Linked DNA regions of Homo sapiens: region 1 is linked to region 2. A link is a loop called in an ENCODE intact Hi-C map of the cell type or tissue named here. Cell type or tissue: CD14-positive monocyte. All regions are shown on one strand.

Region 1 (5,000 bases), 460 kb before region 2:
CCTGTAATCTTAGCACCTTAGGGGGCCGGGGCGGGTGGATCACCTAAGGTCAGGAGTTCAAGACCAGCCTGGCCTGTAACATGGCAAAACCCTGTCTCTACTAAAAATACAAAAATTAGCCGGACGTGGTGGTGCATGCCTGTAATCCCAGCTACTTGGGAGGCTGAAGCAGGAGAATCACTTGAACCCAGGAGGCAGAGGTTGCAGTGAGCCGAGATCGTGCCATTGCACTCCAGCCTGGACTACAGAGAAAGACTCCGTCTCAAAAAAAAAAGAAAAAAGAAAAGAAAAGAAAAATAGCCGAGCGTGGTGGCGCCCGCCTGTAATCCCAGCTACTAAGGAGCTGAGGCAGGAGAATCGCTTGAGCCTGGGAGGCGGAGGTTGCGGTGAGCTGAGATCGCGCCTACTCCAGCCTGGGCGATAGAGCGAGACTCCGTCTGAAAAACATATATATATACATATATATACACACACACATATACACATATATATATACACACATATACACATATATATACACACACATATATACATACACACACACACATATTTAGAAAACAGCAAGCTAAGGTGGATGCATGGAACGTATTTATGCTAAAAATTATTCATTGTTTACCTAAAATCCAAATTTAATTGAGCGTCCTGTATATTTATCTGCTAAATCTGGTAACTCTATCAAGCTCTCCAGCTTCCCATGCTGAGTCCCCTGCCCATGCTCTCCATTTCCTCGGCGGTCCCCGGGACAGGAGCCCCCAACCCCCGACCCCCGACCCCCGACCCCCGACGAGTCCACGCAAGCACGCCTGGCCTTGCACCTGGGCGCAGGAACCGTCCCACCTCCCGGAAGTCCCGCCCAACGTACCCGCTCGTGCGCTCCTGTAGCCGCACGTCTTCCAGGAACTGGTCAACCTCCAGCCCCAGCGGCTCCTGAGCAAGCCGCCGCCAGCCCCGCTTCTTATTTCTTGGGCCTCGCCGCCGCCGCCTCAGCGCTGGGTCCACCGAAGTGGGCCGCAGCCCCAGGAAACCAGAATCGGCATCGCTTTTCGAGCTGCGCTTCCCACCAACGCCACTGCCTCCTGCCGCCATCTTGTCAAAGGAAGAACTCAGCCACTGGCGTCCCAAAAAGCCCCTTTGCAGCGTGCGCGCGCAGATTTCCCACCCTCTTCCGTGACGTACTTCCTGTGGCAGCCATATTTATAAAGTGACTGGAGTTGCCAGGAGGCTGCCATCTTGGTAAAGGATAAATGGCTCCTCCTTCCTCCATTCTTTACAGCGGGATCTGAAGATTCCTAACGGCGGCGGGTGGTAGGAAAGAGACGGGAAGGTTGCAGGTTCTTAGCTTTCGCCCTTAAGCGAACACCTTTCCCGGCCGCCTGGGGTCTTTGCTCAAACTGATTTTTTTCTTTAATAGATAAGGTCTCACTTTGTTGCCCCCAGGCTGGAGTGCAGTGGAAGGGTAATGGCTCACTGCAGCCTCCAACTCCTAAGCTCAGGGATTCTCCTACCTCAGCCTCCCGAGTAGCTGCGACCACAGAAGGGTGCATCCGCACCTGGCTAATTTTTTATTTTTATTTTTTGTAGAAATGGAGCCTCCCCATGTTGCCCAGGCTGGTCTCAAACATCTGGTTTCAAGTGATCCTCCTTCCTAGGCCTCCCAAAGCGCTGGGATTACAGGCTCACACCACCACTCCCGGTCCAAACTGATGTGTGTGTGTTTTTTTTTAAGAGACAAAGGTCTCACTATGTTGTCCAGGCTGGTCTTGAACCCCTGGGCTCAAGTGATTCTCCCTCCTCAGCCTCCGAAAATGCTAGGATTACAGATGTGAGCCACCATGCTCGGCCTGATTATTTTTTAATCTCGTTTTCTTAGAAAGTCAGAACCGTCAGTGGCAGATTCCGCACAACACACATTCCAATCTCAGAAGTTTTGTCCTCTCAAATGTTCCAATCCTAGGATCTTAGAAATCAAGTAACTTTCGGAATATCAAAGTTGGAAGCACAGAACATTAGAGGAATGTTAGAAACATACACTTTTAGGACCCTAGAAGTGCAGACTCAGAATCATTCATCTTGAGCGGGCTACTTCACTGTGCCTCAGTTTCCTCATCTGTAAAATAAAGATGATAACAGTACATCTGCGTCATAAGTCATGCAGAAGATTAAACATATGTAAAGCGCTTAAGGCTGCGTCTGGCATCTGAGTGTTAGCTATTGTTACTGCCTTGCCCTCTGAGGCTTCATCTTAGAATCAACTCATCTTTGTCATTTACAAATAAGGAAGGAAGCTCAGAGGCTCTTGGGCCCTGGCAGCCATTCAAAGGGATCCATGGCAGGGCGTGGTGATTCACGCCTCTAATCCCAGCACTTTGGGAGGCCGATGCAGGAGGATCGCTTGAGCCCAGGAATTCAAGACCAGCCTGGGCAACATAGTGAGATCCTGTGTCTGCCAAAAATTTAAAAATTAGCCAGGCGTGATGGTGTGCGCCTGTAGTCCCAGGTACTCGGGAGGCTGAGGTGGGAGGATCGCTTGAGCCCAGGAGTTGGAGGGTGCAGTGAGCCGTGATTGCACCATTGCACTCCAGCCTGGGTGACAGAGCAAGACCCTGTCTCAAAAACAAAACAATCAAATCAAAGGAATCCAGGCCTCATAAAAGCCACTCTGGACTCATAAAGGAAAAAGGCACAGAGAGGGCAGGCGACACACGCATGGTCACACAGCGAAATTCAACTGGATCCTTGCGCAGAGCGTTGGAAAGGTGACAGGCCCTAAAGGTGACAGGCCCTGGATCGCAGCCCCGAGACCTGAGCGCCGAATCACCTGGGCAGGGATTTTGGCGACCACAGCCTATCTGTTTTCTGAGCGTCCGCCAGGGGGCGCCGCGAGCCGCGAAACTGGGCCCGCGTGGGCGGGATGAGTGCGCGGCCAGCGTGTCCCGGGACGCCGTGGGTGTGGCCTGGATGTGAGTGCGCGGGACTCGGCGCGCACGGTGCGCTGCCCAGCTCTGGCCAAGAGTCCCCGGTGCGTGAGCGCGCGCACACTCCTGGCAGCCCGTGTGGGCAAGGTCACCACTTCCCCAACCAGAAACCAGCGTGTTCCTGGTGTTACGCGTCGGGAGTTATGTACCCAGGTTGTGCAAGGGCACGTTGCCGGGCAGGGCGGGAGCTGGGAGAGCACTTCGTGCCCGAATACACACACACACACACACACACACACACACACACACACACCCCGCGCGCGCCCCAGGGCTTGGTTCCCAGGCCCCCGCCGCGGGAGGTGGGAGGAAGGGATGTCCCGGGGGGAGGGCCCCAGAGTCACTTTTCCTCGGAAAATATGCCGTTCTGGCCCCCAGCCCAGGCCTGAGTCACCAGGCCTCGCTGCATTGAGTCACGGACTCCACCCCGCCCCTGAGAGCACGGAAGGGGGCCTCCCCCCACCCCAAATCCTGCCCAGGTCTCTCTTTCCCTGGGGGAGGGCGGGCGATCCCTGTCCCAAGCCAGCCTCACTGCCACATGGGAAGAAGCCTTGGCTTTATTCGCTCTGTGGGGACACTGTTCCGTTCAGAGGCCCCTCCCAGCCATGGGGTGGGGGACAGTGGTGGGCGTGGGAATCCCAGCGAGCATCCTGGAGGGTGCGTCGTCTCCATGTATTTTGCTCTTCCCCATCTTTTCCATGGGGTCCCCTGCCAGGGTCAAGCACTAATATGTGGTGAAGGCAGCAAACAGCGTCGGCGTCCCTTTAGGGGTGGGGAGAGGGCTGTAGCACCAAGAACCCCCTCCCCCGCCCACGACATCCCTGAAAAGGAGACTAAAATAAAGCCCCGGGGCCTTTCTACGTAGGGGCTCCACTTAAATATGGAATGGTGGTAGGCAGAGAGGCGGTGGCCCAGCAATCCTTAAGTCCAGATTACCAGCTGTGGGGAGGCTTCCAGGGGGCCAGGAGCAGGCTGGGCAGTTCCAGCCACAGACACGTGGGTGGAGGACGGAAATATCTCCAAGGGGGCACAGTATCAGAGGAGCAGGATGGAAGGGGCTTTTCTGCCTGCTACGGGATCCTTTTTAAAGAAATGGGTGTGAAGCCGGGCACGGTGGCTCATGCCTGTAATCCCATCACTTTGGGAGGCCAAGGCGAGCAGATCACCTGAGATGCGGAGTTCGAGACCAGCCTGGCCAACATGGTGAAACCCCGTCTCTACTCAAATACAAAAATTAGCTGGGCGTGGTGGCGCGTGCCTGCAGTCCCAGCTACTCAGGAGGCTGAGGCACGAGAATCACTTCAACCCAGGAGGTGGAGGTTGCAGTGAGCTGAGATCTCACCACTGCACTCCAGCCTGGGCGACAGAGCAAGATTCTATCAAAAAAGAAAGAAAGGACAGGACAGGAAAGGGAAGGGGTGTGGACAGAACTGGGGGCAAAAACAAAAAAGAAGGAAGGAAGGAAAGAAAGAAATGGGTATGGGCAGAATTGGGGGCAAAAACAAAAAAGAAGGAAGGAAGGAAAGAAAAGAAGGAAGGAAGGAAGGAAATAAATGGGTGTGGGCAGAATTGGGGGCTTTCCCCGAGCAAGGGAAGGGGCTGCGGAGGGGCCCATCTGAGGAAGCAGTAGGTGTGTCTCCCCTCTGAGCCCCCCATGGTCCCGAGACCTGAGGATGTGATGGAGCCGGTTGAGGGTGTTGCCTGGCTGGGCAGGAGGAAGCGGAGCAGAAGGGGGTCTGTTTATCTGCTAGTCATTTCAGCCACAGGGCTGCTCAGCCAGGGGAGGGGCTGGGGGCCCTGCCAGGAATTAGTGTGTGTTTGCGTGACTGTGTAGGTGCCCTCTCCTGGGAACGTCACCTTCCATGAGGGCAGATGTATTTGTCTATTTTGTTCTCTATGGTAATGCCCAGTGCCTAGAACAGGGCTGGGCACATAGTAGGTGCTCAATAAATATTTGAATGAATGACGGATGGATGGATGCCTGCGTGTGCCAGTGTGTGTGTGATGTGCCTAAGTGAACGTGAGGCT
Region 2 (5,000 bases):
AAAAAAGTTCAAACAAAATATTGTACATGCATGCTCACAGCAGCACTATTCACAATAGCCAGAAGGTGGAAGCAACCCAACTGTCTATCAACAAATGAACGGATAAACAAAATGTGCAAAATGTGGCCTATCCATACAATGGAAATTTTTTTTGGAGACAGAGTCTCACTCTGTCGCCCAGGCTGGAGTGCAGTGGTGCGATCTCAGCTCACTGCAACCTACACCTCCTGGTTCAAGCAATTCTCCTGTCTCAGCTTCCTGAATAGCTGGGATTACAGGTGTGCACCATTACACCTGGCTAATTTTTGTGTTTTTAGTAGATACTGGGTTTCACCATGTTGGCCAGGCTGGTCTTGAACTTCTGACCTCAGGTGATCCACGCACCTCGGCCTCCCAAAGTGCTGGAATTACAGGCATGAGCCACTGCGCCCGGCCAATGGAATGTTATTTAGCCATAAAAAGGAATGAAGCAGGCGGGCACGGTGGCTCACCCCTGTAATCCCAGCACTTTGGGAGGCCGAGGCAGGTGGATCTTGAGGTCAAGAGATTGAGACCAGCCTGGCTAACATGGTGAAACCCCGTCTCTACTAAAAACACACAAAAAAACTAGCTGGGCGTGGTGGCATGCGCCTGTAGTCTCAGCTACTAGGGAAGCTGAGGCAGAAGAATCACTTGAACCTGGGAGGCAGAGGTTGCAGTAAGCCGAGATTGCACCACTGCACTCCAGCCTGGTGACAGAGCAACACTCCGTCTCAAAAAAGAAAAAAGAAAAAAAAAAACAAGGAATGAAGCACTGATACTTGCTTTCACCCAGAAAAGCCTTGACAACAGGACGCTGCGGCCGGGTGCGGTGGTGCGGTGGCTCACGCCTGTAATCCCAACACTTTGGGAGGCCAAGGCGGGCGGATCACCAGGTCAGGAGATCAAGACCATCCTGGCTAACACAGTGAAACCTCGTTTCTACTAAAAACACAAAAAATTAGCCGGGCGTGGTCGCCAGCACCTGTAGGCCCAGCTACTCAGGAGGCTGAGGCAGGAGAATGGCATCAACCCGGGAGGCAGAGCTTACAGTGAGCCGAGATTGCGCCACTGCACTCCAGCCTGGGCGACAGAGCGAGACTCCATCTCAAAAAAAAAAAAAAGAAAAGAAAACATGACTCAAGTGAAATAAGCCAGACACAAAAGGCCCTGTATGTTATGATTGCTTTTATATAAAATGTCCAGAACAGGCATATTTATATAGACAGAAAGTAGATGAGTGCTCGCCAGGGGCTGAGGGGAGGGGGAATGGGGAGATGGTGTTTAATGGGTACGGGGTTTCATTTTGGGAAGACGAAAACATTTTAAAGATGAATGGTGGTGATGGTTGCACAACACTGTAAATGTACTTAGTGCCACGAAACTGTGCACTTTAAAGCAGTTAAAATGGGCCAGGCACAGTGGCTCATGCCTGTAATCCCAGCACTTTGGGAGGCCGAGGCAGTGGATCACCTGAGGTCAGGAGTTTGAGACCAGCCTGGCCAATATGGTGAAGCCTCGTCTCTACTAAAAATACAAAAATTAACCGGGCATGGTGGCACATACCTGTAATCCCAGCTACTTAGGAGGCTGAGGCAGGAGAATCACTTGAACCTGGGAGGTGGAGGTTGCAGTGAGCAGAGATCGCCCCACTGCACTCCAGCCTGGGTGGCAGAGCAAGACTCTGTCTCAAAAAAAAAAAAAAAGATGGTAAGATGATTAAAATGGTAACCTTTATGCTATGTGTATTTTTATCAGTATACACACACAACACACACACTTTTTTTTTTTTGAGACAAGGTCTCACTCTGTCACCCAGACTGGAGTGCAGTGATACAATCACAGCTCACTGCAGCCTCAACTCCTTAACTCAAGCAATCCTCCTGCCTCAGCCTCCAGAATAGCTGGGACTACAGGCACAAGCCATCACGCCTGGCTGATTTTTTATTTAGTGTACAGATGGGGTCTCGCTATGTTGCCCAGGCTAGTCTTGAACTCCTGAGCTCAAACATTTCTCCAGCCTCAGCCTCCCAAAATGCTGGGATTGCAGGTATGAGCCACCATGCCTTGCTTTTACTTTTTTCATTTTAAAAAAAAAAGTTTATTTTTATTTTGTAGAGACGGGGTCTCACTATGTTGCCCAGGTTGGGCTTGAACGCCTGGGCCCAAGTGATATTCCTGCCTTGGCCTCCCAGGGTGCTGGGAGGTGATCGCAGGTGTGAGCCTCTGCACCCAGCCCACACACGGATTTTTGACCACTTCTCCCCTCCTCCCCAGCCAACACTCTAGCACAGCCACCATGGTCTCTCACCTGAACCAGGGCGGTGGTGTCCTCATTGGGCTCCTGGCTTCCACCATCGCCCCCTGCAGTCCATTCTCCACATCGCAGTCAGAAGGTCTTGAGATCTGAATCAGCGCACACCCTCCTCACCTCAGAAGCCTCCCATGGCTCCCACCTCATCCAAAGTGCACATTGTGGCCGGGCACAGTGGCTCACGCCTGCAATCCCCGCACTCTGGGAGGCTGAGGCGGGTGGATCACTTGAGGTTAGGAGTTTGAGACCAGCTTTAGCAACATGGCGAAACCCTGTCTCTACTAAAAATACAAAAATTACCTGGGTGTGGTGGCACGTGCCTGAAATCCCAACTACTCAGGAGGCTGAGACTCGAGAGAATCACTTGAACCAGGGAGATGAAGGTTGCAGTGAGCCGAGATCGCGCCACTGCACTCCAGCCTAGGTGACAGAGTAAGACTGTCTCAAAAAAAAAAAAAAAATTGCATTCTGTGGTCCATGAGGCCCTGATCAAGCTGCCTGTCCTCTCTTGCCTCACCTCCTCCTCTTGCTCTCCCCACTCCCTCTTGCTTCAGCCACTCTGGCCTCTTCGCTATTCCTTCAACAAGCCAGGCACACCACCCCGAAGGTTTTTGCACTTACTGTTCCCTCAGCCCCCAGAGACCTGCCAGCCTCACCCTCACCAGTCTTGGGCTTCTACCCAGTAACCACACCCTCCATCATCCCCATCACCCTTACCCTGCTTTCACTCAAAGTTATGAATCACATTTCTTGTCTTTGTCCCCGCTAATATTTAGTTCCATTAAGAACAGGAATTTTTTTTTTTTTTCTTTGAGACAGAGTCTCACTCTGTCACCCAGGCTGGAATGTAGTGGTGCAACCTTGGCTCACTGCAACTTCCCCATCCTGGATTCAAGCAATTCTCCTGCCTCAGCCTCCCAAGTAGATGTGATTACAGGCACCCACCACCACGCCCAACTAATTTTTGTATTTTTAGTAGAGACGGGGTTTCACCATGTTGGCCAGGCTGGTCTGGAACTCCTGACTTCAGGTGATCCGCCCTCCTAGGTCTCTCAAAGTGCTGGGATTACAGGCATGAGCCACCGCACCCGGCTATTAACTGAATTTCTTGTCTGTGTTCCCACTAATATTCAGTTCCATTGAGAGCAGGAATTTTTTTTTTTTTGAGACAGGGTCTTGCTCTCTTGCCCAGGCTGGAGTGCGGTGGTACAGTCACAGCTCACTGCAACCTTGACCTCCAAGCAATCCTCTCACCTCAGCCTCCCGAGTAGCTGGGACTACAAGGCATGCACCACCATGCCCGGCTAATTTTTGTATTTTTTGTAGAGACAGGATCTCACTATGTTGTTCAGGATGGTCGCAAACTCATGACCTCAAGTGATCCTCCTGCTTTGGCCTCCCAAAGTGCTGGGGTTACAGGCATGAGCCATCACGCCCAGCCGAGAGCAGGAATTTTTGCCTGTTTTATTCACTCCTGTGTCTCCAGTGTTTAAAATAAGCTTTGGCACACAGCAGATGCTCAAAAAATAATTGTGGGTTTTGGGTGGGTTGTTTTTTTAGTTTTTTAGAGACAGGATCTTGCTGTTTCCCAGGCTGGAGTGAAGTAGTGCAATCATAGCTCACTGCAGCCTCGACCTCCTGGACTCAAGCAATCCTCTCCTCTCAGCCTCCTGAGTAGTTGGGACTACAGGCATGCACCACCACACCCAGCTAATTTTTTAATTTTTTGTCCAGATGAAGTCTTGCTGTGTTACACAGACTGGTCTCTAACTTCTGGCCTCAAGTGATCCTCTGGCTTTGGCCTCCCAAAGTGCTGAGATTACAAGCAAGAACCACTGTGCCCAGCCTCAAAAAATATTTGTTAAAAGGAAGATTAAACAATGGAGACCAAAAGAGAAACCAAGAGAAATAGGAGGAGAAAAGGAAGAGATAAAGGGAAGGAGACAGGGGACACTGAGACTAGGGACCTGGAAGCTGTGGGGTGCGGGGGCAGGGGAAGGGGAGCAAGGTGGAAGAAAGTGTTGGGGTAAGATAAGTGTGGAGGAGAGAAGAAAGAGAATCAGCTGGGGCTGGGCACAGTGTCTCACGCCTGTAATCCCAGCACTTTGGGAGGCCGAGGCGGGAAGCTCACTTGAGGTCAGGAGTTCAAGACTAGCCTGGCCACTCTGGTGAAACCCTCTCTCTATTAAAAATACAAAAATTATACGGGCATGGTGGTGGGCGCCTGTAATCCCACCGCCACTGCACTCCAGCCTGGGTAATAGAGCAAGACTCCATCTAAAAAAAAAAAAAAAAAAAAAAGAACGAGCTGGGGACAGAGAGCAATAGGGAGGACACAGAATGAGCAGAATGAGTCAGAGACATACAGAGTGGGAGAGAGAAACAATACCAAGAGACACCAGAGAGATAAACAGGACACAGAAAGACTGAGACGCAGAGAGACAAACACAGAAAGAGAAAAGAGCCAGGACACACAGCAACAAGGAAACGAAAGAGTAGGAAAAAATGGGGCTGGGAGAAGAGAGATGAAAACCAAAGAGAGGGGGGCCAGTGGGAACCGAAATGGAGAGGCCCCTCCCTCAAACTCACCATTTGCTGGTGGCCAGGGCTTTGGACTGACTTGCTATCCCCAGAGGATCCCAGCTGGGGCTTTTAAACCCTGAGGGAC

The links. A loop is a pair of places that touch in the nucleus more often than their neighbours do. Peaks named below come from ENCODE experiments on the same cell type or tissue, not always from the same donor. Only the 100,000 strongest peaks of a DNase experiment are listed, where the experiment ranks them.
Region 1: a loop joins it to region 2, with 4 times the contacts of the local background. A loop is called at or near these places in 2 of 110 quality-filtered maps.

What each region holds. Positions count from the first base shown.
Region 1 is chr19:47,741,646-47,746,645 of GRCh38, reverse strand. EHD2 (EH domain containing 2) reads right to left here. Exons shown (of 6, transcript NM_014601.4): 6 at 3,512-5,000. It overlaps NOP53 (NOP53 ribosome biogenesis factor), which reads right to left and starts at 1,100. Exons shown (of 13, transcript NM_015710.5): 1 at 863-1,100. The coding sequence starts at 1,086. RefSeq lists enhancers at 1-407, 828-1,217 and a silencer at 2,782-2,891. In CD14-positive monocyte, CTCF peaks have their summits at 2,623 and 2,834 (motif pointing right); DNase peaks (open chromatin) are centred at 1,155 and 3,075; H3K4me3 peaks cover 2,998 bases; H3K27ac peaks cover 2,512 bases.
Region 2 is chr19:47,277,792-47,282,791 of GRCh38, reverse strand. No RefSeq gene overlaps it. Among named protein-coding and RNA genes, the nearest start is that of INAFM1, 5.4 kb to the right of the region's middle. RefSeq lists a cis regulatory region at 4,259-4,396. In CD14-positive monocyte, a CTCF peak has its summit at 2,378 (motif pointing left); a DNase peak (open chromatin) is centred at 2,381.